Linked DNA regions of Homo sapiens: region 2 is linked to region 1. A link is a contact called in ENCODE Hi-C or POLR2A ChIA-PET data. All regions are on one chromosome and are shown on one strand. Each heading gives the region's core, a stretch centred on a gene start or an enhancer-like site at or near the end of the contact. The rest is flanking DNA. Distances are from core to core; before and after follow the strand shown.

What was found. A loop is a pair of places that touch in the nucleus more often than their neighbours do. ChIA-PET counts read pairs that join two places held with the same protein, here RNA polymerase II (POLR2A). Pooled maps may share reads with other maps.
Region 2: a loop to region 1 is called in a map of IMR-90, with 2.2 times the contacts of the local background. The contact joins the promoter of MRPS10 here to the enhancer-like site in region 1. A Hi-C loop is called at or near these places in 2 of 168 maps with a recorded cell type or tissue (IMR-90 and PC-9), 1 of 37 single-sample maps with no recorded cell type and 11 of 50 pooled maps. POLR2A ChIA-PET finds 5 or more read pairs at or near these places in 2 of 52 experiments (MCF 10A and activated T-cell).

What each region holds. Positions count from the first base shown.
Region 1 is chr6:42,336,841-42,340,258 of GRCh38, reverse strand. The region is part of intron 3 of TRERF1 (transcriptional regulating factor 1); the gene reads left to right. Among named protein-coding and RNA genes, the nearest start is that of TRERF1, 110 kb to the left of the region's middle. Within about 2 kb of position 1,463, at least 6 of the 41 ENCODE cell types and tissues checked have a DNase peak (open chromatin) inside an H3K27ac peak, as active enhancers do; they include PC-9, where a contact is called at or near this core.
Region 2 is chr6:42,215,765-42,219,189 of GRCh38, reverse strand. MRPS10 (mitochondrial ribosomal protein S10) reads left to right here and starts at 1,329. Exons shown (of 7, transcript NM_018141.4): 1 at 1,329-1,388. The coding sequence starts at 1,341. RefSeq lists enhancers at 1,162-1,441, 2,013-2,614, 2,615-3,217.

The DNA.
Region 1 (3,418 bases), core at 214-2,713:
CTAGAGCAGTAATGGGGTGGTGTGTCTGAGTCACAAAAAAAATGTGAATCATTCTTGAAATGAGGGAGCCCTGAAAATATGAGTAATTTCTGTAGCAGGTACAGGTAAGAAATGGTTGTTTGGTTGTGACTGGCAACTGCTATGCAATTTCTGATTTTGACTTGATTGCTGTTGTTTTGAGGATAGGACAAGACTTAGCCCTGGGGTGGGTGCAGGGTGGAAAGACGTGGTGCCATTTGGACACAGTTCTTGCCTTTGAGCACTTCATACCCTAAAAGAGGTCAAGACATGTTGATGGTCGCAGAAAACATGTTGGTTTGAATATGTATTAAGTAGTAAACTGAAAGATAGAAATCTTATTCAGCATTAAAATAGACTTTTCTTAATCACGTATCTGATTAAATTCTGGTGGCTCCAGGGCTCAGCCACAGGTAGTGTCCAGATTCTCTCAGTCTACCTGGGAAAGAGCACTGGGCTAATTCATACATTGTGTTTCTGTTTACACATCTGTTCTCAGGAGAGCTACTTGTTCAGGGCCTGTTGTCTTTGTTGATCTGTCAGTCTGCATGGGTTTGGCTGAGGCTTGATACCTGCTATGAAATTCAAGGTTTGTTAAATAGAAACATAAACACACTTGTGAAATATCCTTATGTGCTTTTATTAGCTCAGAAAAGTAATCCAAGAAGTAAAGAAACAACATAATAGAATTTGCTTATTGTTTTTTGCAGCTTTGGGTACAATTCGTAGCTATTGAGTTTCCTGGGTTCAGAAGTAGTTGCTGCCTGAGGACTGATTGGACATTAAGACTTGATGTTTCAAAAGTGGGTTGGTTTTCCGACCCTGCTATTATATTGTGAGTTGGGGACGGAGGAGATGAATAGGAAAAGATGAAGGAAAAAAGGAGCAGAGGGTGGTACAAAAACTGATGGAAACAGTAAATAGGCAAGGAGGTGAAGCAGATGGAAGGAGAGACGTGGAGGACAGGAAAGACCATAGGCATGCTTTTGGCTGTAAGTAGCAGAAAAACAAAGGAATGGTGATGGAGAAACACATTTTCTCATAAACCAGAAGTTTGGATAGAGGCAGTGGTTATCTGGTATTGACCTGCAGTTCAGCAGTGACCTCAAGGATAGATAAGAGTTTTCAGTCTTTCCGCTTTGCCCTTCTTCGTGTTTTGGCTTTTCGGCCGAGTGCTGCTGCTTTCGTCAGTCCTGGCAGTAGCATGTGTTCACCCCTAGTTGCAAGAAAGGCTGGGAAAAAGATGATTTAGCTTTTCCAGCCTCTCTAGTGGAGGTGGGCAGGAGAGGTTAGGGATTACTGGTGGGTTAGTCAGCCAACTGTCTGGCACAGACCAATTGTGAAAAAAATATAAAGATAAACAAATATACATTGAGTCACCACCACAAAAAGCTCACGTTCCTGAGAAGTTCCTGAGTGTGGGCAGTGCAGAGAGTCCCATGTGGGAACCCTGGTATTATGGTGCGGAAGGACCTCTGGTAGGTCCCATTCTAGCCACATGGTTGATTACTACCAAGATCTGGATGCAGGATGGCAGGCTGGGTGCAGGGAGAGCCGTCATAAATCCTGAAGGACTCCTAGGAATGGTGTGTGAGGAAGGGAGGTGGCAGAGGGAGCACCACGTGAGTCTACCTTTGATCTGGTTTCCAGCTCATAATTCTCAGAAGTAACACTGCTGCTTTCCAGAGGTGAACAGGAGAGTGCTTGTTAATTTCTTTAAAAATTCCATTCTAATGAGCATATGCATTTAATTTAGTACTCACTTTCTGGCAGTAGTTCTTAGAGCCTGACACTTCTTTAGCACCATTTTGAATTTCATACCTCTGTGCACATGCGTGTGTGCGGGCGTGCATCCCCCTACCCACGTCCCGTGACCCAGGTCTCCTTTTCTTCTCTCTGCCTCAGAAGAATCCCAGTCTTGTTCAGAAGACCGGTTGCCCATTTCCCTACCCCCAAGTTTCTTCCTTCCCTCTCTCCTGTGCCTGAGCCATATGGTGACCCTCCTTTCCCCATGGTGCCCAGCAGAGGCCAGCTCTGACACGTGGCTAGTGCTGCTTTTGGTCGTTTGGTATTGTTTTGGGTCCTGCCACTTCCTCACAGCAGTGAGCCAGGTGCCTTTGATCAGAAAAATGTAAGCCAGCTGATTTCAATGTAACTCCTCTGGAGCAGGACTTCCTAGACCTTCACGTGCCCACAATCACCTGGGGGCTCTTGTTAAAATCCAGACTCTGTTTCAGGAGGTCCAGGGTAGGGCCTGAGACTCCGCATCCCTAACATGCACCTAGGTGCTGCTGCTGCTGTTGCTGGTCCAGGTAGCAAGGGTCTCAACCCTCAACCCTGGGGATCTTTTAATAAATATCAATGTTTGGACCTTATCCTAGATCAGTTGCCTCAGAATCTCTGGTTGATGGGGCCTGGGCATCAGCCTGTGAAAGCTCATCGGGAGGTTTTCATATGCCAAGGTTGAGAACCATTGATCTGCGGCTTTCCCACCTCCATGCCTTTGCTTATGCTATCCCTCCTGCTTAAGCTCCTCCCCTGCTTCCCCATTAGAAGGCTGTGTGTCCTTCAAGGCTCTGCTCAGAGGCCATGTCTCCTTGAAGCCATCTTGATGCCCACTGTTGATATCACTTCCCCTCCACTGAGCTCTCACATTACGCGTGCCTGTCTGTGGCTCATTTTGCCTCCGGATAGTGGTTTGAGCGTGGCTGCCTCTCCCAGTAGACTTGGTGGGCCTTGAGGATGGGGATCACACCTGCTCATCTGCAGGCGGGGACTCAATAAATAGGAGCAGAGCAGATTGTTCCTGAACCCAGAGAAAAACCGCAGGGGCCTCAGACCTGCTCCAGCTAACCTCCTTGAGGATCAGGAGCGGTATTAGAACTTGAGCCTGGCTTTTCCAAGAGTAAAAGACCAAGTGGAAAAAGATGCTTCAGCTGTTGAAGAAGATGAAGGGTATTACAGTTCCTGCTCCCTGGCCCTCGGGCTGCACACAGCTGGTCCAGCCCCACTCTGAGAGGGGTCTTCTGGCCCCTACCCATTGTCCTTCCCTGACCAGCTGCCTCCCTGCTGGGTCTTGGGCAGCGTCCAGGGTATGTCCAACTCCTTCATGCTCCCACTGCCACCAAGGAGCTCAGGGTGCCCATGGACATGCCTCAGTGACCAGAGTCTCTCTGCATCTTCCTGCCTCCTTTCTTCCCACCCCATTCCAAATGCCCACTCTTCTGCACGCACCCCCTGCCCCCCGCAGCTCCTATCATGAGCTGCTCTCTCTGGCGCTTGCTAGAGCCAAGGCTCCATAGAGCCGGAGCCACGATCATGCCATCCTCCGCCGCAGCCCCAGTGCCCTCACACAGCCTACACATGGCAGGAGCTTAATAAATACGAGCTGAACAAACAC
Region 2 (3,425 bases), core at 80-2,579, 120 kb after region 1:
TTTTTTTTTTTTTAGACAGAGTCTCATTGTGTCTCCCAGGCTGGAGTGCAGTGGCACGATCTTGCCTCACTGCAACCTCCACTTCCCGGGTTCAAGCAATTCTCGTGCCTCAGCCTCCTGAGTAGCTGGGACTACAGGCACACAACGATGACACCCCACTAATTTTTTGTATTTTTAGTAGAGATGGGGTTTCACCATGTTGGCCAGGCTGGTCTCGAACTCCTGACCTCAGGTGATCCGCCCACCTCAGCCTCCCAAAGTGCTGGGATTACAGGCGTGAGCCACCGCACCCAGCCTGAAGAAGTTTTTATTATAGCAAATCCCAGTTATACATCTTTTTACTTGGAAAAAATTATGGTGGACATTAATAATTAGACAAAACACTTTGGCTTGTTGTAAGTGAAGCTAGCCATTGTAAATTCCTAAATACTAGAGTAACATAAGGAAATGAATAATTTAGAAAGATCAGTAGGACAGCGGTATACAAAATGGTTGGAGCACAGGAATTCCAATTGGTGTGGGGAAGGAAGAAAGGATTAAGAACCATAATTAGAAAGCCGCTGCAATAAGGTAACTGAGTGGCAACTGGACCCAATGGTAGTGGCCGACTTTTCTTTTTCTTGTTAAATATAGATTTTGTTAAAATTTTGAAAAATGCAAAAAAAATTGAAAAATGCAAAAATAGGAAAATAAATCACCCATTATTCCAGTACTGAAGTAAATGGTGTCAATACACTAGTTTCAGTCCGGGCTTTGTGGTTCATGCCTGTAATCTCAGTCCTTTGGGAGGCCAAGGCCAGAGGATCACTTGAGGACAGGAATTCAAGACCAGCCCACAAAATAACGAGAGCAATATAATGAGACCCTGTCTCTACAAGAAAATTAAAAAAAAAAACAAAAAATTAGTCGGCTGTGGTGGCACGCACTTGTAGTCCAGCTACTTGGGAGGCTGAGGCAGGAGGATCACTTGAGGCAGGAGTTTGAGGCTGCAGTGAGCTATGACTGTGCCACTGCACTCCAGCCTGGGCAGCCGAGTGAGACTCAGTCTCTAAAAGGAAAAAATAAGTAAATAAATAAATGTGTGTGTGTGTGTGTGTGTATACACACACAACAATTTAAAGGTGAAAACATTAATAGGGCTTGGTAACTATCCAGACACTGGCCGGAGCCAAACCAGCCTGGCCAGCCAACTGTCCCGCCCCCAAAAAGCACAGGTTCATGTCTCTATGGTTGTTCCAGCGCCGGAACATGAGGATGTACTCTCTTCTTTTGCGGAACTCTATGGTCTGAGGACGCCGCTGTAACCCCGGAAGCAATCCTGAGAGGTCGGGACCGGCAAGATGGCGGCGCGGACAGCGTTCGGTGCTGTGTGCCGGCGCCTCTGGCAGGTACTGGATTGGCTAGGGAGACTAGGAGGGCTGACCGGGATAGTTGCTTTTAAGTTTCCCTGCCACCAGCCGCTCTGCCCATCAGGATTTTTCCTGATATTTATCCCTCACCTCGCGCCGTTTACAGGAAAGTGACGAGAAAGGGGCTAGTTTTATCAGAATTCTCTCATGGAATTAAATATAAGTTAGTGAGTCCAGGCAAAGATAGGAACAAGAATAATCGTAGAATGTCAGAGCTGGAAAAGATTTTGTACTTCGTATGTTCCAAAACCCCTCCTTTCACGCTTGCAAAATAAACTGAGGCTCAGAGAAGACAGGAAATTTGCCTCGCGAAAATTAGAGGCTGAGCTGGTGCAAGATATCAGACTCTTCCCATGGAACTAAATTGAGATGCTTTCCTGGCATCCAAATTTAGATGAAGGTCTCAAGCCAGAGAAGTGGGTTAGATATCCTCTGCGCAGTTATTTGCAGGAGGAGCAAAAACTTTTCAGCAGCGGTTCTCCTGCTTTTTGGCCTTGGGACCACTTTACACTTTCGGAGTTCAGGACTCCAGAGAGCTTTTGTTTTTGTGGGTTTTTGCTATCTATATTTAGCTTTTTGGAAAATAAAACTTAAGAATATATATTGATTTAAAAGTAACACTAACTCATTACATGTTACAACTAATACTTTATGAAAAATATATTTTCTGAACAAACTGAGTAAGGAGCAGCAATGTTTTACATTTTTGCAGCTCTCTTTAATTTCTGGCTTAATAAAAGCTAGATTCAAATCTGCTTCTGTATTTAATCTTTTCCTATATCACACCTCAGGCTGTCACGGGAAAACTTCACTGTACACTGGTAAGAGAATGAGTGGAAAAGTTGTAAATGACGTTTTGGTTTTATGAAAATAGTTTTGATTTCCCGGATCCCCTGAAAGTGTCTCAGACCCCACAGACGTCCTCAGACTACACTTTGAGACCACCGTTTTTGTTTTTGTTTTTGTTTGGAGACGGAGTTTCGCTCTTGTCGCCCAAGCTGGAGCGCAATGGCACGATCTCGGCTCACTACAGCCTCCACCTCCCGGGTTCAAGTGATTCTCCTACCTCAGCCTCCCGAGCAGCTGGAATTACAGTCATGCGTCACCATGCCCAGCTAGTATTTGTATGTTTAGCAGAGACGGGGTTTCACCATGTCGGTCAGGCTGGTCTCGAACTCCTGACCTCAAGTGATCCGGCAGCCTCGGCCTCCCAAAGTGCTGGGATTACAGCCTTGAGCCACCGCACCCGGCCTGAAAACCACTGTTCTTGAGAAAAGTCAGATGGTATTAGAGATTGAAATTTTTGAACTGCTTTATTAAGACAAATTTACCCAGACAGCCCTCCCTTCCAAACCACCACTCCCCCAACACACACACACACACACACACACACACTCTCTCTCTCTCTCTCTCTCTCTCTCAAGAAATACAAAGAAAAAATGCAATTTAAAAACTTCTTGGCCGGGCACGGTGGCTCACGCCTGTAATCCCTACACTTTGGGAGGCCGAGGTGGGCGGATCACGAGATCAGGAGATCAAGACCATCCTGGCTAACATGGCAAAACTCCGTCTCTACTAAAAATACAAAAATTAGCTGAGTGTGGCGGTGGGCCCCTGTAATCCCACCTACTCAGGAGGCTAAGGCAGGAGACTTGCTTGAACCCAGGAGGCGGAGGTTTCAGTGAGCTGAGAATGCTCCACTGTACTCCAGCCTGGGCGACAGAGCAAGACTCTCTCAAAAAAAAAAAAAAAAAGAAAAGAAAAAAAAAAGAAAAGAAAAAGCAGAGGTTTATAGTGGGAGAATGTGACTGAGAAGTGTAATATTCTTGCTCCTCTTGCACAACTCGATTGTGGGGTCACTGGTGTAATTGTTGGGAGGGAATTTTCTATGCAATTTTGTCTGAAGAATGGCACATACCTCTTACCACTTTGTGTTGTACCTGATTTCCTTTTTCCTTTTCCCCTTTGGTGCAAAGAAGATTATAGAGTTATGATTTGTCTCTATCTTGGGTAAGG